Regions from separate parts of the Homo sapiens genome. Here region 2 is linked to region 1. A link is a loop called in an ENCODE intact Hi-C map of the cell type or tissue named here. Cell type or tissue: Calu3. All regions are shown on one strand. Each heading gives the region's core, and the rest is flanking DNA. Links, peaks and the distances in the headings are about the cores only. Region 1 holds the start of SNORD114-26 (small nucleolar RNA, C/D box 114-26). Region 2 has its middle 31 kb from the start of LINC02285.

Evidence for each region. Peaks named below come from ENCODE experiments on the same cell type or tissue, not always from the same donor. Only the 100,000 strongest peaks of a DNase experiment are listed, where the experiment ranks them.
Region 2: it touches region 1 in a loop (2.4-fold over the local background); 1 of 110 quality-filtered maps calls a loop at or near these places.

The regions. Positions count from the first base shown.
Region 1 is chr14:100,986,404-100,991,781 of GRCh38, forward strand. MEG8 (maternally expressed 8, small nucleolar RNA host gene) reads left to right here. Exons shown (of 51, transcript NR_146000.1): 42 at 216-303; 43 at 1,141-1,227; 44 at 2,306-2,387; 45 at 3,291-3,377; 46 at 5,088-5,162. It overlaps SNORD114-26 (small nucleolar RNA, C/D box 114-26), which reads left to right and starts at 643; the gene lies at 643-713. It overlaps SNORD114-27 (small nucleolar RNA, C/D box 114-27), which reads left to right and starts at 1,758; the gene lies at 1,758-1,826. SNORD114-28 (small nucleolar RNA, C/D box 114-28) reads left to right here and starts at 2,727; the gene lies at 2,727-2,797. It also overlaps SNORD114-29. RefSeq lists enhancers at 1,704-2,903, 1,925-2,094. In Calu3, for the core only: no CTCF peak of the experiment used is centred there; DNase peaks (open chromatin) are centred at 1,808 and 2,338.
Region 2 is chr14:101,148,679-101,154,056 of GRCh38, forward strand. No RefSeq gene overlaps it. Among named protein-coding and RNA genes, the nearest start is that of LINC02285, 31 kb to the left of the region's middle. RefSeq lists enhancers at 2,295-2,845, 2,846-3,396. In Calu3, for the core only: no CTCF peak of the experiment used is centred there; a DNase peak (open chromatin) is centred at 2,813.

The DNA of each region.
Region 1 (5,378 bases), core at 138-5,137:
TTTGGCTAATGATGGTATAGACAGAATAAAGTATAGGTAATGTTCAACTTCTGGGTCAGTGACAGTTTCAAAATTATTCATTTTATTTTCAGAAAATGAATTAAATATACTTCAAATAATGATTGCATGAATGACTAACTGATAGTTGAAAAGCAAATATCAATATTGAAAATGTCTCAATTTTGTCATTATCTTCTCTGGTCTGTATTCCTCAGAATGAACAACTTGTGCTGTGTTAAGGATTCCTCCATGATCACGCGCCCCATTTGTACACCATGCTTGGGAAGGTGCATGCAGACCAATGTTAGTAATAGTCAAAATTCCTGTGTCGGTTTGTGTGGTTTGCTAAACAGGACTCAATGTATCATGAAACAGTGTATTATATAGTCAACTATGGTCAACTATGTCCCAGTGATATTTATGAGAGGGATCTGAAGTATTTATTGATAATGCATATATGAAAAACGGAGAAGAATTAATGAAACAGATATATCTGTGTTAGAATGATTCTGTATAAAGATAGGGAATATCAAGTCTGTTCTTAGTGTTTTGTGAATCACAGAGTGTAAAATTATTCCCAGTGAATTAATGAATAAATTTAAAGACAACATAGAAATGAATGCAGAAAAAGAGGGTCAACCCTGGATCGATGATGAGCACTGGTGGAGTATGAGTCACATACGATGAATACGTGTCTGGAACTCTGAGGTCCATCGCAGAAGTCAGTTTCCTCTGTTTCAACTAACTCTGTAGATAGATGACAAGAATAGAGAATGAATTTTTTTTGTTTATGAGTTTTTATTTTATAATTGGTTCAATGAAAGAATAAAACATATATGAATAAATAAATAAGTTATGCATTGTCCAATTATAAAAATGTGTGATGAGGTGTATTTAATACGTATTTAAATTGATGAAAGCCAAAAATAAATCTAACATACCTAACCTTTTTGGCCAATAATGAAGAGATAGTATAAATTATATGCTATTTTCGTGTTCTTGGTTAGTGGCAAGTTCAAAGTTGTTCATACTTCAAATAACGATTGCCTAAATGTTTAACTACAGATAGGTAAAAAGGAAAGATCAACAATGAGAAAAATCACATTTTTGTTATTATTTTCTCTGCTCTGCACTCATCAGAATGGACGTACTTGTGATGATTTAAAGATGCCTCCAAGGTCACGTGCTCTGTTTGCACCATGCTTAGGAAGGAGCGTACAGACCAAAGTAAGTAATGGTCAAAGCTCTTGTCTTGGTTTGAGTGGTTTGTTTAAGAGGATTCAGTGTATTATAAAAACGTATAATACATTATAAAAATGTAATATATTGTAGGAATATATTATATATATTTCTATAATATAATGTAGTATAAAATACATTATAGGAAGATATAATACATTATAAAAGAGGTAATACATTATAGGAATATATTACTGGAATATCTTATATATAAAATATATATTATAGGAATATAATCTATATATAATATATTCCAATATATTATAGGAATGTAATCAAAGACGGCCAACTCTTTCCCAGTTAGAGGAGTGATAGGAAGTACTATATTGAAAACACATATATGAAAAATGGAGAACAATGAATGAAAATATATATCAACATTATAATGATTCTATGTAGGGATTAGGAATATCAAAGCTCTTGGATTTTTAAAAACCAAAGATTTTAAACTTATTATCAGTGAATTGAGTTAATTATTAGACAAAGTAAAAATGCATAGAGAAAAATAGGAAGAATCCTGGTTCAGTGTTGACTACTGGTGTCGTGTGAGTCATACAATGAATACATGTCTGGAACTCTGAGGCCCATCAGAAAGTCAATTTCCTCTGTTTCACATGATTCTATAGGTAGATGTCAGGAATACAGACTCAGTTTGTTTTAGGTCTTTGTGTGTTATGCATTTATATTTTATTTTATAATTGGATCAGTGAGAATCAATAAGCAAATATTTGAATAAATAAAGATGAATCAGGTTAAGCATTGTCCAATTATAAAAATATTTGATGAGGCAGCAAGCACTATTAATATGTACTGAAACAGTGATAGCCAAGGAAAAATGAATGATGCATGCCTTTGGCCTCTTGCGAGTGATAGTGTAGACAGTATAAACTATAGATAATGTTTAAGGTATGGGTCAGTGGCAAGTTTGAAATTGGTAATTTTCTTAAGAGAAAATGAAATACACTTCAAATAATGATTGCCTAAATGACTCATTAGATGAAGGTGAATCATGAGCGAGAAAGTCCCCTTGTATGCTCTGAACTCCTCTGTGCTTTGTGCTCTGCAGAATGGATGAATTGTGCACCTTGAAAAGTTCTTCCATGGTCACCTGAGGCATCTGCGTCATGATTAGGCTCCGGATGACTAATGTGAGTAATAGTTAACATTTTTTACTTCCTTCTGGTGCCATTTTAAGAGGACTCATTGTATTATAAAAAGTGTGTGACATTATCAAAGATGTCCGCCTGCATCCCAGTGAAAGATATGGAAACGATACGAAGCGTTGTATTGATAATGCATATATAAAAACCTGAAGATAGTTAATTAAGAGGTGTATCAATGTTGGAATAATTCAGTATACAAATTAGGAATATTAAAGTTATTCTCAGGATTTTTTTGAACTATAAAGTCTTAAAATTGCTATTAGTGAATTAACAAATCAATCCATAGACAGGGTAGAAATGAATAGAGAAAGAGATGAACAATCCTGGATCGATGATGACTGCTGGTGGCGTATGAGTCATATGCGATGAATACGTGTCTAGAACTCTGAGGTCCATCACAGAAGAAATCTAGCTCATTTTCTGTGTTTGATATAATCCTTTAGACAGGCATCAGGAATATTAGATGAGTTTGGTTTTAGTCTTTGTATTTACATGTTTTAATTCTATTTTTGTAATTGGCCAATATAAAAACCAATAAACAAATGTATAAATAAAGATGAGTAAGGTTAATCATTGTCCAGTTGTAAAAAATATTTGGTGAGGTAAGAAACACTATTAATATGTATTGAAAATAGTGAAGTCTGAAGAGAAGTACATGTACATGTCTGTCACCTCTTTGGCTATGGTGATATAGACAGGATAATTATAGACAATGTTCAAATTCTTGGTTAATTGTAAGCTTGAAATTGTTCATTTTTTAAAGAGGAAATGAAATAAGTTTACTCCAAATAATGATAGCTTAGATGACTAACTAATGATAGGTGAAAAGCAAGGATTGATAGTTAAAATGCCTCTCTTTTGTTATTATCTTCTTTGCTCTGTACTTAGAATGGACGTACTTGTTCTGATTTGAGGACTTCTTCATGGTCACATGTTCTGTTTGCACCATGCTTAGGAAGGAGCATGTGTACCAATGTGAGTGACAGTCAGATTTCTTGCATTTCTTTGGGTGGTTTATTTAAGAGGACTCAATGTACTGTGAATAAACATGTAATATAATCAAAGATGGTGAATTTTATCTAGTGAGGGATATTGGAGTCAAAAGAAGTATTATATTGATAATTCACATATGAAAAACAGGATAACTCATGAAACATTAATATAGGAATTATTTGGGATATCTTTTTGGGTTTTGTGAGTCATAAGGTTTAAAGTTATTATTAGTAAATTAATGAATTAATCAACAGACAATGTAGAAAATAACAGAGAAAAGAAGGGCCAATCCTGGATCGATGATGACTACTGGTAGCATGAGTCATATACAGTGAATACATGTCTGGAACTCTGAGGTCTGTCTCAAAAGATATCTAGTCTATTTCCTGTTTCAAATGATCCTACAGACAGATGGCAAAAAATAGAATGTATATGTGTTTGGTTTTCATGTTTATGAATTTTTATTTTACATTTATGATTGGCTCAATCAGAGAATCAGTTAATAAATATACAAATAAAGATGAATAAGGGCCGGGCATGGTGGCTCACACCTGTAATCTCAGCACTTTGGGAGGCCAACACGGGTAGATCACTTGATGACAGGAGATCGAGACCTACCTGGCCAACGTGGCGAAACCCTATCTCTACTAAAAATACAAAAATTAGCCAGGCATGGCGGCATGTGCCTCTAATCCGAGGACTTGGGTGGCTGAGGCACATGGATTGCTTGAACCCGGGTTTCAAAAATTGCTTGAACCTGGGAGGCTGCAGTGATCCGAGATCACGTCACTGCAGCTTGGCAACAGAGCAAGATTCTGTGTCAAAAAGAAAAAAATAAAAAGGATAAGATTAAGGATTGTCCAACTATAAAAATATGTGGAAAGACAAAAAACACTATTAATACATACTGAAATTGGTAACAACTAAAGAGAAATCTTGCATACCTGTTACCTCTTTGAATGAGATAGACAGTATAAATTTTGACCGTATTCAAGTTCTGGGTCAGGGACAATTCCAAAGTTCTTTATTTTCCCTTCCTTTCTTCCTTCCTTTCTTTCTTTCCTTTCTTCCTTCCTTTCTTCCTTCCTTTCTTTCTTTTCTTTCTTTCTTTCTTTCTTTCTTTCTTTCTTTCTTTCTTTCTTTCTTTCTCTCTCTTTCTCTCTCTCTCTTTTCCTTCCTTCCTTCCTTCCTTCCTTCCTTCCTTCCTTCCTTCCTTCCTTCCTTCCTTCCTTCCTTCCTTCCTTCTTTCTTTTTGAGATGGAGTCTTGCTCTATCACTTAGGGTGGAGTACAATGCCACGATCTCAGCTCACCGCAACCTCTGCCTCATGGGTTCAAGCAGTTCTTGTGCCTCAGCCTCCCTAATAGCTGGGATTGCAGACGCGTGCCATCATGCCTGGCTAGTTTTTGTATTTTCAGTAGAGATGGGGTTTCTCCATGTTTCCCAGACTGGTCTTGAACTCTTGACCTCAAGTGATCCACCTGCCTCTGCCTCCCAACATGCTGGGATTACAGGCATGAGCCACCACATCTGGCCAGTTATTCATAAAAAAATGAAATATACCTCAAATTAATGAACATATAAATGAGTATAAATGTTTATACATTTATTAATTTGAGGTATATTTGAAAAGCAAGGATCAATGGAGAGAAGGTCTCATTTTTGTTGTCATCTCTTCTGCTCTGTACTCAGAATGGAAGCACAGAAGCTGGTTTTAATAGTTAAGAGCTGTATGGTCCATCTCTGTGCTAGAAGCTGGAGACCAATGTGAGTAATAGTCAAAGTTCTTGTCTCATCTTGGGTGTTTTGTTTAAAGGTTTATAGTGCATTAACAAAAAATATGAAATATAATCCAATAAGGCCATGAGTAGCCCAGGGATAAATATGGAATGGATGTGGAATGTTACACTGAGGGATGCTTATATGAAAAGCATGTCCTGTATTATTAAGAAAGGTAATAATGAGGGGATATGGTATTGTGAG
Region 2 (5,378 bases), core at 97-5,096, 160 kb after region 1:
ATAGCAACAACATCATAGGAATAGAGATATTCTAGGCAGCTTCTGGTTGGGCTAAACTACTGACTTTCTCTGAGTATAGGCCCTTTAAAAAAATTTTTTTTTTGAGGCAGGGTCTCACTCTGTTGCCCAGGCTGGAGTGCAGTGGTCCGATCATGGCTCACTGCAGCCTCGAACTCCTGGGCTCAAGTGATCATCCCACCTCACAGGTGCATATCACCTGTGGGATCACAGGTGCATATCACCATGCCTAGCTAATTCTTAAAAATTTTTTTGTAGAGACAGGATCTTGCTATGTTGCCAGGGCTGGTTCCAAACTCCTGGGCTCAAGCGATCTTCCTGCCTCAGTCTCCTGAAGTGCTGGGATTGCAGGCATGAACCACTGTGCCTGACAAAATAAAAATTACTTTTAATTGACACATAGTGATTGTGTATATATATATATATAAAATGGATAATGATGTTTCAATATATGCCATGTTAATGATCAGATCATGGTAATTAGGATATCCATCATCTCAAACATTTATCATTTCTCTGTGTTGAGAACACGCAATATCCTCTCTTCCAGCTACAGAGCTTTAAAGCAGTCAATCCTCTTTTGGCTGCGAGAATGTTGGCTTTTCACCACCACTGCACCTCTGAGCTGGAGGGTGAGAGAGTATGAGAATAGCCCCAAGTTAAATACACCACAGACCCACTGGTATTACCAAGGTTCAGTAATTGGTAATTGGTGTTTTTCAGTTTGTTCTCGCGTGTAGTTAATTTCCAGAATTCAAAAATGGTCGAATTTTATTGTTTTGCAAGTATTTCTGTTGCTTTTGGGGGAGAGGGGGTTTACGGAATTTCCTAGTTATGTCATTTTTAGCATAACACTTTTGAGTTTCACCACGTTCCACATATCCGTAGTTTGTTTATATTTTCCAGTACAAGTCCATTTTATGGATATACTTCAGTCTGTTTATGCATTTCATCGGTTAAATAAAATTTGTGTTATTTCTAATTTTTGGTGATTATGAATAAAACCACCGCAAACTTATACACATAAGTGTTTGTGTGAACATAACTTCTTTTCACTTCCTCTGGGTAAATATCTTGAAAGAGGATTTGCTGGGTTGCGGGGTAAGTGTGTGTTTAAAGCAATAAGAAACTGCAATTGCAAACCTGTTTTCAAAGCAGTTGTAACATTTTGCATTCCAAGCAGCAAAAAAGAAAAAGGGTATCTCAATTGCTCCACATCCTCACTATCACCATGGTATTCTTGTTTTTTCTTTTTTAAAAGAAAAGATGCCTCAGTGGCCCCCACCTTGCTGAGCAGGAGGCAAGTCTGCTCTCGGCTGTCAGCAGCAGAACCTGAAAGCGTCAGGCTTCTTTTAATCAAATCTAGGAAGTTTGCTCACCAGCCTGGTTGTCTAAACTTCCCCAGGGAAGATATTGTCTGAGCTCTGCATGGAGGCTGCTCCCACCTGGATCCAAGGAGCTCACAAGACCCTCCCAGGCCCCTGCAGGTGAGCCGTTCCCAGGGGAACCACTGCCTTCTCCTGCCCTCCGCTGCAGGTGTGGGCTGCAGGTGGGCTGATCCCCCCCTCTGTCCCCACGGGTGACTCCTGCGTCAGGAGGGAAAGGACCCTTGGCCTTGGAGTGCCTGGGAGGGGCGGGGGCCAGCTCCAGCTGCAGCTGCCTTTTCCAGGGGTTCTCAGGAATAAGCCATGAACAAAAGCAGATGTCTCAGCTTGGAGGAACTTTGAGTCATCTGGACCAATCCAGTCAGGTCACAGAACTGCACACTGAGGCACAAACTCCAGAGGGAGCAGGGTCTATGCAGAAAGAAAGCTCAGCACTGGTGTGGTCTTGGACAAGTCACTTCCCCTCTGTCTGGGGCCTCAGTCTCCCTGAGGGGAGTGGGTGGGCTGACCCGGTTGCCCTCCAAGTTGCCTTCTGTCTGTGACACTCCAAGTCCAGGGTCTCCTGCCCAGCATCTGACCTAGAGTTAAATTGGGTCACAATAAGTCTGGAATCATTGGAGAGTTTCTGGTTGCATGGCTGAGCCTCAAGATTATAAAATGGAAATAATCCCTGCACCAAAGATACGGCCTGCTGTCCCTCCCTCCCCTCCTTTCCTTCCTCTCCTTCCTCTCCTTTCTTCCTTCCTTCCTTCCCTCCCTCCCTCCCTCCCTTCCTTCCCCCTCCCCTCTTCTCCCCTCCCCTCCCCTTCCCTTCCTTCCCTCCTCTCTCCCTCCCTTCCTTCTCTCTCTGTGCCTCTCCCTCTCTGTCTCTGTTGTAGGGAGTTATCCTCCCTCTGTCCCTTCTTTCTCTCTGTGCCTCTCCCTCTCTGTCTCCATTGTAAGGAGTTATACCAGCGACTGAGGGAGATTGACTTTAATTCTCCTCCTCCCTTGCCATTCACCCCCATTCTCTGCTTACCTTCCCTTTCCTGCCCCCATGGCTGACTGCAGCACCTCCACCTGGCAGTCCCAGTTGGTCTCTGCCAGTGGAAAGGACTGTGTCCCCATGAACCATGGGCTTTGACACCACTGTGGAACTGAAGAACTGTAGACATGGAATTGCCCCAGGAGCTCAGGGAGGCCGCGGCAGGCCTGGGATTCCTGACAGCCTGGGCTGCAAATGCTCACCTTTCTTCACATAAGGAAAGGGGAAGAGCAGGCAGTAGGAAGGCAGGGGCAGGGAAGGATTTCAGCCTAACAGCAACCTGACACCCACTGTGTATCACCTGAGGCCGGGCGTGGGGAGGACTCGGGACTGACCACGCTGCTTCCTTTGAGTCTTTGGCAAGGGATTCTGATGGAGGGGAGGCCAGATTGGGCCGGGGTGGGGCAGAGTGAGTCATGGCAGCGCCACCCACCTCGCCGGGTGAGGCCAGGGCGTGGGCTCTTGCCTGAACACTCCAGGGCTTGCTTCCCTGGACTCCGGGCTGAGGGACAAGAAGCCGGGGTCGCGCTCCCACTCGGGGGTCTCAGCCTCCCTCCCAGTGCCCACTCCCTCCCGTAGCTCCCCCTCCTCCTCCCCACCTCCCTCCACCTCCCTGCCTTGCTCACCATTTCCCATGGCGTCCATCACCAGGGGCAGTGGGGATGGAGCAAGAGCCTGTGCCCGGACAGCCCTCCCGGCTTGGGCCTCTCCACGCCTTCCAGAGGGAGCGGAGCCGTGAGATTCAAGGCTTCGCCGAGACTGCCAGGGAGGTGGGCTTTCAAAGAAGCGGCAAATAAATGACCGCGGAAGTTGTGGCCCCTGAATAGGTTGCCACCAGCCGGCATGAACACGGCTGGTGTCTTTGCCAGCCCAAAAGAAAATCATCTCCCCCGCCCCGCCTTTTTTTTCTTTTTTTCCTGAAAGCCAGTTGGAAACTGGAAATCTGCTTTGGCGAGTTCTCGCCGCTCAGCAAAGCTCGTCAGCAAAGCAAAACTCGGCCAGTGCAGCTATTTTCGTAGGTCGGTGCCAGTGGCGGCGCGCAGGGCCAAGTCCTTCCGAGCTGAAGTGACCCTGGTTTTCTCAAGGCTCCCCCTCCATGGTCTCACTGCTGGAGGGAGAGAGGAGCGGGTCTTGGGATGGACCCCAAGGCAGGGAGAAACGGGGTTTAGTTATGAACGTGCTGTCATCAAGGTGTGGTCTCTGGAACTGGGTTTCAAAATGGCTTGGATGTCCTCAATGGGAAAAGGAGGAGTCTTTAGGCCGGGTGATGGAACTCACAGGTGCCATTTGCAGACATCTCCGTGGAAGTGAAAGTCTGATTTCCCGGGGCTTGATTCCTAGAGAGGCAGTGGCCAGCCTGGGATGCTTCTCATGGGTGCACCAGGAGAACCGGGGGTATGTGAGGGCCTCAGAGACCTGGCCCAGGACCGCACCTCCGCCCCTGGACAACCTCGTGAGCAATGTAGGGGAGCGTGGCTCACCCCACAGCCATCTCAGGGCCGCTTATGAATATTGGAATGTTCTTCCTTAGATGAAGCCAAATTTGCCTCTCTGTACTTCACACAGGACAGTCACAAAGCTTTTTCTTTTAAGCTGGTGGAGATTTTGCATAGCATCAGTTTAATCCTCCTCATTTCAAAGATGGAGAAACTGAGGCCCAGAAAGGGACAGTGGTTGAACTGGGGGCAAAGCCAGGTCAACCCTCTTACATCGGCCCCCAACCCTGGCCCTAGCTCTGCCCTCCGAGACCACTTGGCCGAGCTGTCCCCTTCTCAGGGAGACAACCTCTCCCTGAGCTCTGTGACGCTGGCCTGGGCACAGACCCTAAGCCCCCTCCCAGTTCCAGCCCACACCCTGGCCGTCCTCGCTCAGGCACTTCCAGAAAAATCTCCAAGTCCATTGGTCAGCAGCCGTCAGACACTCAGGGCTCCTGGGCTCCCAACCCTCTCACCAGGTCTAGAGCTGCCCCCGAGCCCCTCCCCCAGGCCTCCCTCCAGGCCCACTTTCCTGCCCCATTGTCCTTCTTACCCCAGACCCAGAGCTCACATTGACCTTGGTGGGGTCTGGTTCTTCAGTGCCCCGTAGGCACTTCCTGCTGCTGTGTGCATCTGGCCACGAGGTCCTTTCAGGAGAGTCTTCCCTTCTCCTTCCTCTTTGCTGGGGAATCCTAGAGACATTGCCTTGGGACAAGCCTAGTGCTGAACATAATGGGAGATCCTTGCTTTGCTCTGTGGGAGAAGATGCTTGGCTGACCCGGATATGAGGTGTGCAGCCTCCCCCGCACCCTATCACAGCAGAGGAAGAGCTCAGATAACTTTTGCATCTGGGGTCTTTCCTCCTGTTCCAGGGAATGTGAGGTGGGAACTCAGCCTTGCAGATGAGCCAACTCCCTTTCCAGGGCCTGTGGGACCCATGCTGGGGAGGGGGTCACCCCTCTGGGTCCCTGCCTACTGCCCCTGACACCCTGGTGTCTCAAGTCAGTAAGATTCAGACTCTTTATTTGAATTAATTTAATTTATTATTTTAATATGGAAGCCCCAGTCCTCTTCCTTCTTCTTCTTTTTTTTTTTTGCAATTTTTACAATTGAAGTAGAATCAATATACAATAAAATATATCTCAAATAAACAGCTTGATGAGTTTTGAAAATGCAACCACCCACATCATTAACCCACAAATCAGGACATAGAACATGTCCATCACCCTAGAAAGCCCACCCTATCTCCAGTCAATGGACCCCTCCCCTCTAGAGGCTGACGCTGCTCTGACTCACATCCCCATGGGTTGGCTTTGCCTGCCCTAGACCTTCACAAGAATAGAATCATTTTGTGTGTGTCTGACAGCCTTCACCAAGTAAGAGGTTTCTCCACAGGGCTCCCTCCTTGGCTTGGCTTGTGGATGGCTGCCTTTTGCTGCGTCCTCACAGGGCATGTCCCTGTGTGCACATATCCCT